Regions from separate parts of the Homo sapiens genome. Here region 1 is linked to region 2. Evidence: chromatin loops called from intact Hi-C (ENCODE). Cell type or tissue: natural killer cell. All regions are shown on one strand. Each heading gives the region's core, and the rest is flanking DNA. Links, peaks and the distances in the headings are about the cores only.

The links. Peaks named below come from ENCODE experiments on the same cell type or tissue, not always from the same donor. Only the 100,000 strongest peaks of a DNase experiment are listed, where the experiment ranks them.
Region 1: it touches region 2 in a loop (16-fold over the local background); 103 of 110 quality-filtered maps call a loop at or near these places.

What each region holds. Positions count from the first base shown.
Region 1 is chr6:56,590,929-56,600,044 of GRCh38, reverse strand. It overlaps DST (dystonin), which reads left to right. Exons shown (of 104, transcript NM_001374736.1): 46 at 1,336-1,569; 47 at 2,039-2,305; 48 at 5,852-6,382; 49 at 7,687-7,863. Among named protein-coding and RNA genes, the nearest start is that of DST-AS1, 250 kb to the left of the region's middle. RefSeq lists an enhancer at 5,895-6,154. In natural killer cell, for the core only: CTCF peaks have their summits at 4,165 and 4,375 (motif pointing right); DNase peaks (open chromatin) are centred at 4,364 and 5,154.
Region 2 is chr6:56,355,770-56,364,885 of GRCh38, reverse strand. It overlaps a transcript of COL21A1 not described here. Among named protein-coding and RNA genes, the nearest start is that of COL21A1, 110 kb to the right of the region's middle. In natural killer cell, for the core only: CTCF peaks have their summits at 5,267 and 5,470 (motif pointing left); a DNase peak (open chromatin) is centred at 5,455.

The sequences.
Region 1 (9,116 bases), core at 2,816-5,315, 240 kb before region 2:
GATCTATGTTGATGTTATGTTCGATTACTATCATTTGGAAGTCAGTGAAGATTATTGAAAATACCAGTAATTTTAGCTTTTTAGAAGCAAGGCATACCCAAGACGCCCTGGGCTTGAGCTTTAAACTTTATACTAAAAGTTAGATTTCCAACTTCAAGCAAGCTAGGTAATTTTTTTGACTTTTTTTGGTAAGAGATATTGAGTGGAGGAAATATTAAAGGGGATTTGATAATGAAAATACCTTGTGTGATGAATTAGAATTTGGATTCATTTAAGGCCAACCTACTTACTACTTGCAAATCAGAGGAAATAGCCATCACTTTGGGTTCTTTCTCTTTCTTAGCTCCTTCTTACTCCTTCTTTCTTGTGATTTGTTCCTTTTTATTGAAGGAAAGGGCAAAAATAACAGTAACAACAGATAAAGATATCTTTATTTTGGTGTCAGGACAGAGAACATTTTCATTGTAAGTAGATAGCTCCTGGTTCAGATTCCAGACTCTATACATTGTTAGCTTTATAACAGTCTGTCACAGCCTCAGTTTCTTCATAGGTCACACTTTGTTACATTATTATAAAAGTTAAGTAAATATTGTGTAAGTCACTAGCACAGTTAAGGTCACATAGTCATGGCTCAATTAATAGGATTTCTTTCAATTCAAATACTTCTAAGACAAATTTGAAGAAGATTAAAATAAAGTATGGAAAAAATAATATTAAAACTCAGTATCATATAGAGAATGAAAATGCATGATAAAGGAGGAAAAGAAGAGGAAAAACTACATGGAAAAATCTAGACATAGGAAAGCTATAACTACTAAGGAGAGATCTTAATCTTGAGGTACCTAGCAGCTAGGCAAAGAAGCAAACATTACATATTACAGATTCTGGTGTTTAGAAAAGGAAAGTATCTTAGTTCACTGGGAAAATTAGTTCATTTTTATCCTGAGTGATAAACACATTAAAAAATAAAAGTTTAGAAACAATAAATATTAGCATATATTTACAAGCCTTTGTACATGTGCTCATATAATATTAAAAAATCTGGTGTGTGCAAATTTATATAGATCATATACTGAATACTTATGTGTTTTCAGTGTTTCACTGACTGCATTCTTTCGTTAAACATGAAAATTCATGCTTTTCTTTAATATTGTTTGAGTTTCAAATTATATTAAGTATTGTGATTGAAACTCAAATTAACATACTCAATATGTTTATTCAAGCTACATATACTAGACTCTCTCTGTACTCACTCTGTCTTTTAGAATTACAACTCTGGAAGAACTAAATAGGTAATAATTTAATAAAATATATTTTTTCCTTTTGTGTTATAAGGAATTACAGAAAGATATGCAAGGAAGTGCACAGGCATTGGCTGAAGTAGTGAAAAACACAGAGAACTTCTTAAAAGAGAATGGTGAAAAGCTGTCACAGGAAGATAAGGCTTTGATTGAACAGAAACTTAATGAAGCTAAGATAAAGTGTGAACAGCTTAATTTAAAAGCAGAACAGTCTAAAAAGGAGCTGGATAAAGTTGTGACAACAGCAATCAAGGAAGAAACTGAAAAGGTCCTTATTCAAATATGTGGTGCACTATTGCTATGTCAAAAAGCTTAACAGCTACTTGATTTATTATTAATATCCAGTGGTAGTAAATAAGGATTATCACTAAGGATTATTATGGGATTCTGGGTTTCCAGGTACATAATTGACCAAGTACTACAAAAGGTTTGAAGAGTTGGCTTTGCTTAACTTTTTCTTAATATTTAAGTGAGGTTGTGAAACTTTCTTCTTGTGAAATGTGTGATCACTCATCAATTATAGTTAAAATTTTGGAATGTATTTTTAAGAACAGGGGAAACTTCAAAGTAACTGCCTGTTGCTCTGAGGTTTAATTTCAGTTGTTAAGTTTTCAATTGTGTCAGTTTTTAGTACCCTCATTCTAATTTAAAATGTTCTAAGTATTTACTTTTGGAATGTCTTAAAACTATGCCTTGGCCCACGTTCTGAATTCCTCCTGTGAACTTTCCCTTCCCAGGTAGCAGCAGTGAAGCAGCTGGAAGAGAGCAAAACCAAAATAGAAAACCTTTTGGACTGGTTGTCAAATGTTGACAAAGACTCAGAAAGGGCAGGGACAAAACACAAACAGGTAATCGAACAGAACGGGACCCATTTTCAAGAAGGTGATGGCAAGTCAGCAATTGGAGAAGAGGATGAAGTTAATGGTAACCTGTTGGAGACTGATGTTGATGGGCAAGTTGGAACCACTCAGGAGAATCTGAATCAGCAATATCAGAAAGTTAAGGTGTGTTGTTATAAACATATGATATCGTTCAATTCTATTTCCAGGTTGGTAAAGAGAGAAATAACCTAGCACATGAGTTCTTTTCAAACCTTACTGACAAAAGAGGTTTTTTTCTGTGTTCATCATGTCAGATATAAATTATTATGAGAGTTCTAAGCAAGTCAAAAAATAATGAGAAATAAATTGTAGAGTTGGCATTCTCCATGTAAGTGAAGTAGAATTATTATAAAGATTTAATAATAATAGTTAACATTTATAGGACAGTTAAAGTGGGCACTCTTCTAAGTTCTTTCCATTTTAACTCATTTTGTCTTCCCAGTTACTCCTTGGGGTTTTTATTTTCATCTTACAGATGAGGAAACTGTAACTGACAGTATTAAAGTAGCTTTCTCAAGTTACATATCTAGAAAGGGCTGGAATTTGGATTTAAAACTAGGCCATATGTTCACTCTGCTAAGTCTGAATCTGTGTTCTAAGAGAACAATCTTTTTTTTTTTTTTGAGACAAGGTCTCACCCTGTCGCCCAGGTTAGAGTGCAGTGAAACAAGCATGGCTCACTGCAGCCTCAAACTCCCTGGCCCAATTGATCCTCCCACCTCAGCCTCCTGAGTAGCTGGGACTACAGGTCTGTGCTGCCATGCCTGGCTAATTTTTGTATTTTTTGTAGTGATGAGGTCTCTCTATGTTGCCCAGGCTGCTCTCGAAGTCCTGGGCTCAAGCATTCCGCCCACATCCTCCCAAAGTGGTGAGATTACAGGCATGAGCCACTGTGTCCAGGCTAAGTTGAGCTCACTTAAGTTCTTTCTGAGCTCAGCTCACCTATTCAGTTAAGGCTATTGTTGAGAAGAGATATAAAAGCCCTTCTACCAATTTACTCCATGACATAAATTAAAGCTAACATTAATGCTACTATAAGAGCAAAGGCGACTTCTGTAGAACTACTTTTAAAGTGTCACTCATTTTATTTCAATATTTGGCTTTTGACAGACGGTTTCTGGACCTCAGAAACTTTTGCAGGTCTATTTATTTTGTTCCTACCCTTCATATTTGGAATCTTTGGAATAGGGTACTCCCTGTGAGGTTCTTATAGAAAATACAAATTAAACCAGAAGAAGAATGGGAGTATTTACTGCTCACAATTTTAACGGGCTATTATAGGACCTTATTATGAAAAATAAAGTCTCTTAAAATGAAAAATCTAGTGAATTCCTAAAGGAACATTGTGAGTCAGTTACAAAGAAGTCAGGAAAAGTTAGTAAGTTGACCAAAGTAGTGAGAAATACTGGTGGGTAGACTTAAACATAAAGATATCACACAGGAAAGCCCTTGGTTTTAGGCACAGTGTGGCATTTCCCATCTGATCATTTTACCTCAAAGAATATGGGAATCTGTGCTTTAGAAAATCCTAATCTGGGCCAGGCGTGGTGGCTCATGCCTGTAATCCCAGCACTTTGGGAGGCTGAGGCGGGTGGATCACAAGGTCAGGAGATTGAGACCATCCTGGCCAACATGGTGAAGCCCTGTCTCTACTAAAAATACAAAAATTAGCTGGGTGTGGTGGTGCGTGCCTGTAATCCCAGCTACTTGGGAGACTGAGGCAGGAGAATCGCTGGAACCCAGAAAACAGAGGTTGCAATGAGCCAAGATTGTGCCACTGCCCTCTGGCCTGGCGACAGAGCGAGACTCCATCTCAAAATAAATAAATAAATAAATAAGTAAATAAATAAATAAAAGAAAGAAAGTCCTAATCTGGCAGCATGGAGAGAGGGCCAAAGCACCTGAGCCAGGAACGTCTAGCTTTCAGTAGTTGTCCCATATGTCCTGGGCCAAGCCATTCTCTTCCTTCAGCCTAAGAGTCCTCATCTGTAGGAGGAAGGGGATGGATCTGATCATTTATATGGTGTTGCATATGTCTGTCCATGCTATTTTGTGCAAAGCCCTTCTCGGGGTGGGGTGGGGGTAGCATATGAATGTATTTCAAATACCAAAAACACAAGTCTGTGGGAAAGAAGTTAGTTAAAAATATTTACTATGTGCCCACTAGGTGGCGGGCACTGTTATAGACAGTGAGGATACCAGTGTTAATGAGCCAGTTCTGAGCTGACTAATTGGGATCAGACTTACAAGTGAACGGCTGCCCCATAGCAGTGCTTCTAAGGAAGTCCTTTTCACAGCATAGAGTTATTCTTACTCAGCTCCTGTGTGCCAGCACTGTTCTAAGTACTTGGGATTACACAGTGAGCAAAATAAATTCCCTGTGCCCCCCTTGCACACTAGTTAGTGAGAATGTTACAGTAGACAATAACTAAGTTATATGGTAGGTTAGAAGGCAGTGAGTACTAAGGGAGAAAAGGAGTTAGGTAAGGGTGGTTGAGTGTGGGGTGGGGGACCAGTTTTCAGCATTTAAACGGGACTCAATGGAGATGGGTGCAATTAGCCAAGCAGATATCTGATGAAAGAGCTGTAACTAGACAACAACAGGAGAAAAAGCTCCTAAAGTGTTTACCAGGGTGGGGATGGAGGTAAGGGTGGGAGCAGCAAAGAATCTGGAGGTAATAAAAGGGGCTCTGGGGTAATGGGAGCGGGTCATTTGGCTCCATGTAAGCCATTATAAGAAATGTGGGAAATTGCCCAGAAGGATTAGTATCCTTTTTGCCACACTTGTATGGCAAATTGGGGTGAATGGAAGAAGATGCTTATGGCTGGAGGGAAAGGGACTTCACCTACCTGATGCCTCCCTGCTTCCCTGAAGACTGAGGGGATCAGTAGCTCTGCACACCTGTGACTTGCCTGCAGCACACCTGCCTGGGAGCCCTGCCTTCCTGCCTTCAGAGTGGATTTGAATTTCTGGCACATGCCCAGCTCTGCAGGAAGTGCTCTACATATGTGATCTCATGTACTCCTTAACAGCAACCTGTGATGTGTAGGAGTTATTGTCTCCATTTTCACATGCAGGAAACTGAGGCCCAGTGAAGCTGAGTAGCTCCAGGATTCTCTTTTATTATATCTGCTTCTCTAATGTCCATTGGGCTTCTCTGAATGTACAGTGTTCTTGCTTAGTTATTTTTGAAACCTTTTTAAAGCTTAAAGTTACAGATTCTTTTTCCCTATTTAAAAGTTTTTCCAGGATCATTTCGTAATAAAAAATATTATACTTGTTTGTCCAAAAATTAGGTAAAGACATTCTTTTTTGGGTAGTTGTGAGAAAGCAGGGAATAAAATGAGATCAGATTATAGACACTTATTTTAAAATTGGAATAGAAATTGGTTTTTCTAAACTTCTGAAAAATGGTGTCTGTCCTATCTGATTAAGTACATAGAGAAGATTGGAAATTTTCTTTAAAATAAGATTAGCATGCTCAAAATGCCTTGTTATTCTGAAATCCACCAATAAAAGGGAGTACGGTATAGCTTGAAAAGGGGAATGAGAAGCAAGTTGTAGCCCTGTAGATCATTGAAACCTGTCAGTCTTGAGGCGGCAAGGAGCTCCCTGCAGGTGTTACCCCGTTACTGCTTGAAGATTATGATCAATTTGTTTTCACATAGGCCCAACACGAGAAGATCATCTCTCAGCACCAAGCAGTGATCATAGCCACTCAGTCTGCACAAGTGTTGCTTGAGAAACAGGGTCAGTATCTCTCTCCTGAAGAAAAAGAGAAACTGCAAAAGAACATGAAGGAACTGAAAGTGCATTATGAAACTGCACTGGCTGAGTCAGAGAAGAAAATGAAGTTAACTCACTCTCTGCAGGAAGAATTAGAAAAGTTTGATGCTGACTATACCGAGTTTGAGCACTGGCTACAGCAGTCAGAACAAGAACTTGAAAACCTGGAGGCAGGTGCAGATGACATCAATGGTTTAATGACCAAATTGAAGAGGCAGAAGAGTTTCTCAGAAGACGTTATTTCTCACAAAGGTGACTTGAGATACATCACAATTTCTGGAAACAGAGTGTTGGAAGCTGCCAAATCTTGCAGCAAGAGAGACGGTGGCAAGGTTGATACTTCTGCAACCCACAGAGAAGTGCAGCGCAAGTTGGATCATGCTACTGATCGGTTCAGGTCTCTCTACTCTAAGGTAATGTTATTTTGATTTTTTAAGGGAAAAGTCAATCTGCAATTATAGTTTTCAATTATAGTTTTGGAACAAGAGGCAAGAAACCTAAAATCCAAAACAGGAGGAAAAGGTAGCTTTAGCCTACTTCTATTTTTTTTTTTTTTTTTGAGAAGGAGTCTCACTCTGTCGCCCAGGCTGGAGTGCAGTGGCGTGATCTCGGCTCACTGCAACCTCTGCCTCCCAGGTTCAAGCAATTCTCCTGCCTCAGCCTCCCGACTAGCTGGGACTACAGGCATGTACCCCCACGCCCGTCTAATTTTTTTTCTGTTTTTAGTAGAGATGGGGTTTCACTGTATTAGCCAGGATGGTCTCGATCTCCTGACCTCGTGATCCGCTCACCTCGGCTTCCCAAAGTGCTGGGATTGCAGGCATGAGCCACAGTGCCCAGCCTTCTCTCTATCTTATTCACCTGCTTTACTTCTGAACAATGTATTTAAATATGAGAAACTTAAAGTTACTTTAGTTTTTGAGAGCATGATTTCCAGAAGTCCCAGCTCTCAAATGCTCTAATATCCAGTGTGACCACAAGATGGCGGTTGTGCATTGACTCTAAGCAAAAACAGATGCTTGCAGCCTCTCAAGCTTGGGAACTGGTTTCATCTCAGATTATCCTCTTCACAAACACTGCAGGTGTTTGTCTTGTATATTTGATCAGTATGTTATTTTAATACTTAATGAATAAAAGACTGTTTTGCTTGTTTTACTTCTGTGGTCAAGTAAAAGGTTTTTTTTGAAAAAAAAAAATCTAAGAAAATATTTACTGGTTTGTAATATAATCTGAACAGACTTGCCAAGTTGCATAAATGATTTAAAGACCATCACTGGCTCTTGGACTTTGCTCCATTCTAATATAGACTCTTTGTCTTCCTTTTGTTAATTAACTTGTGCAACATATAGAAATTTATTAAGCACCTTTAAAACCCTTCCATCAAATCGATATCTATACACATGGTGTATCAAAATCTCCTTCCTCTGATGATTGATGTCTTTATCTTTTATTCTATGTTAAGACTCAGCTCTTGTAAATATGTTTTTGAATTGGTATAAATCCAGAACTATCTCTTTATTTTATGGTTACTTTTTGGCTTCTTATAGGGTACCTCTTCATATAAAGGAGGAAATCTTAGCCCAACAGAGTTTTTATTAACTTTGGTGGAAGTCTGGTTTTTTTTCCAAGTTACATATTTTATAGGTCCTAAGATTATTTGATGCATATGAAAATAGTGGGTTTTAATCTCCTACCCCTTTTCTCTTTTGATTGTTAGTGCAATGTTCTTGGAAATAATCTTAAAGATCTGGTGGATAAATATCAACACTATGAAGATGCTTCATGTGGACTTCTTGCTGGACTCCAGGCCTGTGAGGCCACAGCGAGCAAACACTTATCTGAACCTATTGCGGTGGACCCCAAAAATCTTCAAAGGCAATTAGAAGAGACCAAGGTAAAAAGCGAGAGAAAGATCCACATTTCCAGTAGTCTTACTGAAAGGCTTCCAATTTCTCACACTTTTGTGATAGTTTCAGCTAAGAGAGGGGAACAAATGATGTGAAAAGTATACTTCTGCCTCCAGAGGTAGTTTTGACTCTATTTCTCCACAGTACATTCTTTTTTTTTCCGAATTTTTTTTTTTTTTTTTTTTTTGAGATGGAGTCTCACTCCATCGTGTAGGCTGGAGTGCAGTAGTGTGATCTCAGCTCACGGCAACTGCCGCCTCCTGGGTTCAAGTGATTCTCCTGCCTCAGCCTCCCAAGTAGCTGGGACTACAGGCGCCCGCCACCAGCTGGGACTACAGGCGCTAATTTTTGTATTTTTAGTAGAGACGGGGTTTCGCCATGTTGGCTGGGCTGGTCTTGAACTCCTGACCTCAGGTAATCCACCTGCCTCAGCCTCCCAAAGTGCTGGGATTACAGGTGTGAACCACCGCGCCCAGCCTTCCTGATGTTTTCTTAACAGGTTTGACATTGCTGTTATGGCTTGTGACGTGCCCCTCCATCCCCAAACAAAACTCAGTATTTTCCTGGCCACTTATTTATCTTTATACTTACTTATCTTGTTCACTGTTTTTTCCTCCATTAGAATTAAGCTCCACAAGAACACGTGTCTTTGTCTGCTTTATTCATTGCTGTATTCACAGCACCTAGAATATTACCTGGCCCAAAGTTGGTACTCAATAAATATTTGTTAAGGAATGGACAGTTGGAAGGGAAGAAGGGATGCTACCATCATATTCAGCGGTTCTAAGGACCAGGATTAGGGTTCTTACTGAATATCTTCATGATTCATAGAGATACAAACTTGAATAATTACTCAATACAGTTCTCAAAAAGTCCACCTGCTCTTTCAGAAATACAGGCTTGGTGTCAAAACTGCATAACAGTGCGATTCTCAGTCATACAGTGGTGGAGAGTTCTTAAATCTATTTTTATAATGTAAAACTTATTTTAAAATTCTAAAGTAAAGGATGAGAACTAATGTGACCAATAATTTTGAGTTTAAAAGTTTCATTCCATCAATCTATTATATGATTCCATTTCACAGGTTAATAATAGTAGGTTATTACTGCTACAGCTAGAAAATAAACACAGGATTGCCAGTTAGACAGCTGTCTTTCAGAAGTTAATTGCATATTATTTACAGAGTCGAAAAATTGTGCTGTTAGCACGGGAAACAGGTACCCTGCTGGGCAAGCTTAAA
Region 2 (9,116 bases), core at 3,979-6,478:
ATATAATCCTTCTTGTATAAGCCTTAAATGGTGCCCAATAATAGCTGTGGTAAAAGAGACTGTGTCCTCTGTGTGAGAAAATAGACTGCTTAAATTTCTGAATCTTTTTTTTTTTTTTTTCCTGGGCTCTTTACAGAGAGAGATAACATCTAGCAAATTGGGTAGAAAAAAATCATAGCTGCTCTTTGTAGTCTTTACTGAGGGAGAAGTAAATTGTTGCCCTAAAGCCAGGCAAGATAAAATGAAGGGCACCAAGCTCAGCTGTCTGAGAACCAGGCAAGGCTTGTGATGGGAAAAGCAGCATAGCACAAAGCCCCTTTCACCAGCTGCCTGTGCCATTCAGATGGTTTGCTATGGATGGAGATAAGTTGGATTTATGGGAGAGGGTCTCCCCAAAGGGTCTAGCACACAATCCTCTCTTCTAGACAAATGGGAAACCTTATTCATCTGTTAACAGCATCCAGGAGAAAATGGCCCTTGAAGATAATATCTGTGAAAAAGCATTGTGTGCTAGTCAAAGAAACTGTTTGTTTCCATGGAGGTAGAGGAATCATTGAGGGTTTTAATTTTTGCCTGCCTCTTTTCTGAAAGGTCGCCGCCTAGGTTTTCTCATTTACAGCACCTGACACTGCTACTTCTGCCAGGATCCATTAGTACTGTCTCGATGGTTCCCTCTGCCAATTACAAAGAATTTAACATTAATGAGGGGCTGGGGCACTAAAGAGCTCATCAGCAGCAACTCAAGGGACAACTGGGAGAGGCACACACTCCGTCAAAGATGTAGATATTTGTTTTTTCTATTCTAATGAAATCACACAACACTCATTGTGCTCATAATGCACTTATCTTGGCAGCTTTCCAACCTATTGAACGCTTGCTGATTATGTCAGCCATCAAATTTGCTGTCCAGTGCAAACTCTGAGTTTGTCCAGGTCTGTCTGTCCCAGTAATTACCTGCCCATTGATCTAATTTTTGTTCTGACTTGTCACCTATTAGCAATATAGGCATTCTTGCTTTTAAATCAGAGGTTCTCAGATTTCTGAAGTAGTTCTCTTCCAAGGAAGGCACAGTCCCCTTGGGGGTTGTTTGGGAATGTGTCGGGGGGTATTTTGGGTTGTCCAGTCAGATTTTATCAGGCAGAGAGCAGTGATGCTAAGCTTCCTGAAACACACAGGACAGACCTGTTCAGTATAAGATCTCCTCACCCCAAATGTCCAAGGTGAGTTTAAATGGACAAATATTACCCAATACCTCCCTCTCAGTCCTGATGGCCCCTCCTAGGAACTTCACTTATCTCTGGATGAAGCAAATCTTCTGAAACACACAATCACCTGGTAATGCCACAGGGTGACTGACCTCAAAATGGCTCCCACAGTGATCTGTGGCACAACAGGACCACCTAAATGAGTCCAAAGACCTGGATTCAAGTCTCATTCTATCATTTCCTAGTGGTGTGGCCTCTGCTGAGTGACTTAACCTCTGTAAGCCTCAGTTTTCAGATCAGAAAAATGAAGATATGAAAACATACCTCACAGGGCTGTGCAGATTAAAATAGACGATAAGTGTGCAATCACTGCAAATAAAAAGCTCCATACACATGATACTTATTACGTGTATATGACCTGCTGCTTCTGCTGTCTGAGACACTTAGGAGAACGAGGCCTAAGCCTGGTTCCCAGAAGGCTAGGAAGTGAGCTTTGCTCTCCAAAATCATGCATTCGTTTATGAGTTTAGAGAGGACAATTTGTCTCTCCATTTCTTGGGCACATATGTAGGACACTCATTTTGAAGGCTGTGCATAACAGATGTCAAACATTCATGTTTCTAGGAAGAATGCCCCAAAGAAGTTACTGATTGTCTCTTCTGGCTTTTGGTAGTGCCTGGCCCTGATGGAGATTCAGGGCAGAGATGTTGCAAAGAAGGTGGGAGAAAGGCATCATTGTGATAAGCCCTGGAAATATAAGGGGCAATGTGGGCGTGGGGGGTAGGGTTTGCTGCCAAGTGGAAGAATTAATAAAGTTTTCAAATACGCACCGGCCCGGGACCTGGGATCAAACACACAAACAGCTAGGGACTTGCACAGCAACAAGAGAAGGCTGCTGAGGTTCTTAACAGAGGGGCCTAGGTGGTAGAGGTGGTGGGAGTGGGGAGGGCTGATCCAGGCAGACTGTGTATAAATGCTGGCAGGAATTCAGGAATGAGAGGGGTTGTGCCCGTGTGGAAAGTAGAGAGAGGTGTCTTCATGGTAAGTGGACTGGGGGAGGAGCATATCTTTGAAGGAAAGGCCGAGAAGGAGATGTCAGAGGGAGAGCCAAAATCAGCGTTTCTTAAACATGGGGCCACTGCTACTTTGAGTAAATTTAGTAAAATGTATTTGAACAAATTTAGTAAAAGTCTCAATATTTTAAACCATTGAGTCCTTTACCTACTGGTCTATTTATAAATCAGGGATCCCAAATTATTGGCTTGATCAAATTGGCAAAATTACTTATTTTATTTAAAATTAAAAAATAATACATACTTATTGTAGAAAATTTAGAAAATAGAGCTAAGCAAAAATAAGAAAACTTAAGGCACTCATAGTCCCACCACACAGAGATAACCATGGTTAACATTTTAGTGAGTTTTCTTCAGACACGATTATACATTTAAAATATAATAAATGAGATCATACTTTATATAATTTTTTTCACTTGCTATACTGCTAGTATCTCTCTAGCTTGGCTGAACTTGCTACTTGTCAATGGTTTGTCATCTGGCAATTTCAGGGTGCCCCTGTGGTAGTAGGAGATGGTGGACGGGTCGGGGGTGGATTGGGCAAGGGTTTCCAGGGGCAAGCGCTCATTGTGTTCAGTTAACCTGGAGACCTGATTCATATCCTCTTAGTGACCAGGAAGGTGACTGTTCCTGATGGAAGGCCAAACAGCCAGAGAGCCAAAGGAAAAGGTTACGTCTGTTTGAAAACAATGCTTGATATCCTTGTGGATGAACCATGGACACTTTGAGCTGTGCTTCCTTACACAGGCTTCAGTAGAAATGCTACTTAAAGAGATATTGGTTGCCTTTGTGTTGTTTATGTTGTAGAAAAGAACACACACACACACACCACACACACACACGCACACGCACATACGCAGCCATCACTCATAACCCCACAGAGATAACTGCTTTGACTTTTTGATTTTTTTTTATGCTTGGATCTTTCGTTCCTAATTTAAAATAATTCTGCCAACCAGAGTTTCCTATTATTACCATTTTGGTGCCATTATTTTTAAAACCAAAATTGTAGTTATTCTGATTTGGAGCTTCTTTATCTTCCTGTAGTAACCAAGTGTTTTCCTTAAGCCACTGGATAATCTTCTACATCATTTCAAACAGGTACCTGATAGTCCACTGAATGGATTATAAGGATGAAAAATAATCCTTTGTCACTGAGCATTTAGGTTATTTCCAACTTTAGGCTTGTTTTCCAATAATGTTTATAATATTAAAAATAAAATTAAGCAAATAGTTGTGCAACCTGCAAACAAAATCATGATCACTGAATACCCTGGTTATTCTTTTATGAGACGGAGCATGACATGGAAGAAACTCAGGAGACGGACATCCCACTGGCTCTGCTTTTGAGGATGTAGTTTAGTCTCATCCTCGTTTTACAGTGTAGAGAACTGAGAGTCAACAAACTTGAGTTACCTCTCCCAACCACAGAACAAGCAAATCATAAAACCCGAAAGTCTCTGACTTGCTGTCTTATGCCCTTTATTTGGTTAATATTGATTGATTGATTGATTGAGACGGAGTCTTGCTCTGTCACTAAGGCTGGAGTGCAGTGGCGCAATCTTGGCTCACTGCAACCTCCACCTCCCAGGTTTGAGCGATTCTCAGCCTCCTAAGTAGCTGGGATTACAGGCACGCGTCACCACAACCTGGCTTATTTTCGTATTTTTAGTAGAGACGGAGTTTCCCCATGATGGCCAGACTGGTCTTGAACTCCTGACTTCAGGTGATCTGCCCACCTTGGCCTCCCAAAGTGCTGTGATTACAGGCATGAGCCACTGCGCCCAGCCTATTTGGTTAATATTTAAATCCAATATTCTTAGATCTAAAAATACAAATAAGAAAAAAGGTGAGGGTTGTTGCTGATAATAATTCCAGCATCCTTTCTACCTGAGACTTATAGAATCATATTTCTGTTATTTAGATACATTTCCACTTATTTTAGGGATGGTGCCCTGGAAAGATACCGTATGTATTTGGTGTTGTCAACCTACACGATTTTGGTTTTAAATCTTTTCAATGCCTTTTTAAATTCATGCTGGCAACTTTTTGCAAAAACGTTTTTACCTGTTGCTATTGCATTATTCCATCCCCTTCCATTTTGGTTTCTATTTCTGTTAACTCTTGCCACCACATCATCACTCTGAGTCCTCAGGTTCACAGTGTTTATTATGGCTTAGACTCTTCTCATATTTAATAAAAGGGCCTGTTCATGTCTTTCATCGGGTTTGCAATAATCTCAGTATCATGCACATCCCTGAGTCTAGCATCTGTTCTCCCTGACTTTGCAATTTTGAATTCTGCTATTGTAACCTTCAAAGTGGTCCACATCACATCAGTGTGAAGTCGAACAGATGCCATGGCACAATGCAACTGGCTTTACTCTCTTTATGTGCTCAACCTATTCGGTGGTAGATGTGACACGACCCTCCCTCCACTCCCCTGTCACTTTTAGTAGTCTAAGCCTTCTGCTTTCTCATCACCATTGTATCTTCAAGGACTTCCAATTCCAGGAGAATGATTTAAAATCCTGTGAAAAAGAATCAGTGCTTCAAAACCTCTCTCTGTCATTCTTTTTAGGTCAATAGAAATGTTCATTTATGTGATTATTTGCAGTGCAAATACGATTATTCAGTGATGTTTTGAGCACATCATATCTTGCTAGTTTATTATTCCACAGTTTGCAATGACTCTTTGCAGAAGGAAGATCACAAATTAGATTAAGGAATATGTTTCATTTCCTTCGATCTAGGACACGGATAGGACTTCAGAGACTCCAGCAATTCTCCTTTGTCTTGCTTTTCAGACTCACATAATAGAACATCAATCTTGCAAAGGATCTCTCTGCCAAAACCACTGAGTTTAATTTAATGCACTACTTGGTCAAGACTGGAAGTCTTTATCTTCCATCCTCCATTAATATATCAATCTTAAGCATGACTGAAAAATGGGTACATTACTCGTAAAGATAAATTTGTGCATGTGCTCAGAAATGTCTCCTTTAGAATAATCAATAACAGATGTCCGATTGCCTCATATTTTCAGGTTTGAAATGTGACTTTATTAATGTAATAACGAATTACAGGACATAAACAGAAAAAAACCCAAACCAACCAACCCCCACCTACTTCCATGATCTGATTCAGGGAACTGAGTTGAAGAAAGGTATTGTGAGGTGCTTTGGTGCCCTCTGGTGGGTAATCATCTGAACAACACAGACGGTGTTTTAGTCATAGTTCATTTTGAAGGGGCCTTGGAAATCTGTTCCAATCCCCAAACTATAGGAGACAAAACAGAGCCCACGGGGCCCAGTGACTGGTGCAGAGTTCCAGGAAATCGTAATCCCGTGTCAGTCTAACTTGAAGCATTCTTGTTAAGGTTACTGGATAAGTATATAATTATCATATATTTGAAATTGTTTTCAGAAAATATTATCAGAAAAATTCTTCCACAGAGTAATTTTGGTGTGGAATGATCTGATGTATTTTATGATAACTTTTAGACAATGAAATTATATTTTAGAAGTGAATTATAGTCAGTTTAAATACTTACTAAATTCTATGAAAGTTTTGAGAAAAATTATTCAATATATTATAGATAGAAAATGTGACATTGATAAAATAGAAAAATTGCCAAGCTTTAACCAAACATCTGTTGAATGGAATTTTTTTTTTAACCATTGGGAAGGGAAAATACACCACATTATACTGTTGGATAAGACAAAACTTCTACACATATTCCTATAGCTCTATTTATCCATTTGACCATAACGTGCATTTTCATGCAATTTAAAATATTAATAAATGTGACTTTTCCAGAATATTTGGAGATTTTAGGCTTTTTTCTTTCTTCTTTAATTTATATTCTTTGAGTATCTCTCCTGACTTGGGGACATGTTTGGTAGAATTCCATATTTTAATGCTAAACTTTTCTTCTGATACAATTTAAATTCCAGCAAGATTTAATCAAAACTGCTAGAAGCTTAAAAACATACAGAATTGAATTATGGATTGTGTATACCAGTGGGTTGGAGTTGTTTTAATTTCTATTTTTCTTTCTCTTTCTGCCTCCTTAGGCTGTTGAATTTTACCATGTAGACAAGAGATCTAGGGAAAGAGGAGAAGGGAAGATATAAATCAAATTACACTTTGCAATCATCGTTTGAAGATTCAAATTCAGACGTGAAATCAATTGTTTAGAGAGGACATTTATGTTCAAATTGTAATATAACATCGTCTGTCTCAAACTTGGTTTGGGGTTTTTTTTTTACATATTAAAATTTCAGATTATCTTCAAATGTTGCTTGATTTGATTCAATCAGATTTGGCAACTAAAAAGTCCTAACAACAACAGCAAGAACATCTACATCTCGTTGAGAATGGACTAGGTGTGAGCCACTGCACTTGGCCTTCTCTATATTGCATTCCCTGAAACCTAAAACCGTATCAAAAGTGACACATCATCATTTTATATACCCCTTAGAAAAAAAGTGCAACTGAAATATTGCTAAATGATTTAATATCACATAGAATGTCATTGTATATATATTGAAAGAGCTGTATTAGGCTTAGCTAGACATTGATTCTTTTATCAGATATCACTCTTGTGCATGTATAAAAAGGTAAGTACGAAGAAATTGAGGTATTTCTAAACGTTTTTTGCATTCAGTCTATCTTCACTGAATCACTCTGACTCAGAATTGTTGAGGTTCTTGTTTCACTACCAGTATTGTCTTCTGTGGGTAGCACAGCATTTTTTAGAAGATGCCTATTATCTCCCATGCCACTGATACCTCTTCTGCAAGGCTTGGCATGCCGTGAAGCATTCTTGAGGTGTCAGCAGAAGGTTTCCAGAGAATAACCAGGACCCAAACTCCTTTCTCAAATGGTTCTGAGAACTTTGTTATTGTTTTCTGTCATTGCTGAAGATAATTAAAATTTCTCCGTGGCAGAGCCCTGCTGCCCAATTACAAAAATAACATCAACAGATCAATCTCCACAATCCTGAAGCAATCATGGCAGCTTTGATGATTTTGGTACAGGATGTGGTGAAAAATGTTATGGAATTCATCTTTATTTGTTTTTCAGAAATCACAATCAGAGCCCACTTACATTTTATGCGTACTTTCACACATTGTGTAGTGTCTTGTGTATTTCTTTCACCTCCACTGGAAGTTGAGTTCCAGTCATGCTACCAGTGTTAGCGAGTTTGTGCATGGACAGGCGATGATAGCTACATGCAGCTACACTCTTACGGATGGCAATTGTAAGATGCTGTAGATTGTAAGATACACTTCCATTTTGGAGATGTCAGACATGGGGAGACATAATTTTTTGAATCAGTGAAGTATGATGTGGTACTCTTTAATTTCCATTATAACCTTGTGAGGTAGATACTGTTTTCTCTAATTTACGGATTATTCAGTGAAACTATAGCACTAAAGGAAGATTTAAGAATACAGAGAACAGACTTTGCAAGAGGAATGGTTGCTTTGAGTTAGTCCTTTCTAAGCAATTAGAAGAAATGAGGAGTGATTGTTTCAGTTCATGGGACCTGGTATTAGGTATGTATCCTATTTACAAAGAAGTAAATTTATGATATATATTGTCTTTAGTGGGCCCAGAAAAAAAATGCACAGAATACTGAAGAATGTGTAAAAGTACTGATAAAATGTAACTGACCTCTAGTTTTGATTTCTGAAAAACAAATAGAGATGCATTTCATAACATTTTTTTCATTGTCTCCTGTACCAAAATCATCGAAGCTGCTGTGATTGCTTCAGTATTGTGGAGACTGAACTTTTGATGTTATTTTTGTAATTGGGCAGCAGGGCTCCTCCATGGAGAAATTTTAATTATTTTCAGCAAAGATCCAAAAGCTTCTTCAGAGAGAAGTGCTTCACAGCAGGAAATGGTGGCTAAGAGATTCATCCTATCGAAACAAGAATGTGTCAACAAATTTTCCCAGGCGTGTGCCAAGGAACTGCCTAAGGAATTTAAGCTGCCTGCAAGTTGTCACCATCTGGCCACAAAGGATACCTTTTATGAGAAAATCATGTTGTTATTCCATAAGGCAGTCATTATTTTATGTTGGCCACATTTCATGCAACTCAGCCCTCTGTTTTTAATGTGAAGACATTGGGTAGAAGTAATATCTTTTTGTCTCTTTGGGGGGCAGAGGGGAGTGAGTACCCCTGACATATAGTGGGTAGAGGCCAAGGATGTTGCTAAATATGTCGCAGTTCACAGGACAATCACTGCCTCTCTGTCCCCGCCCCCAACCAGGAATGATCAGGCCCAAAATGTCAATAGTGCTGAGATTGAGACATCTCAGTCTAGCCCCTTATAGTACTTCAGCTCCTACAAAATAGCATCTCTTCTGGAAAGCCTTTTGGGTGCCTCTTCCATGAGCTGCCTGGCATCCTATGCTCACTGCCTTCACAGAACTCATTATTCTGTTCTTGGTCTCTATTATGTCCTTAGAAACTGGCATTGTGCTTGAATACATTACATTGGTTACAAATGAATGACAGAAATTTAATTAGAACTAGCTTAGGCAAAATAAAGAATCTCAGGAAATATTGAAAAACCCAGCTTCAGCAAGGTCCGAATCCATTTCCTCCTCAGCTTCTGCATCCTAGTCTTCCACTTTTTTGGGAGCTTCAGTTTGATGGCAGAGCCTCAGTTGAGGGCATATATGTTTAGGAGAGTAATGAGTTCTTTTTCTTTTAAATTGCAACATACAAGATGAGAAAAGGTCTTTATATTGTTACAGGGAATTGCCAACAAGAATAGAGAATAGTATAAGAATATCTTTGGATCCATCAGCTGGCTCCAAC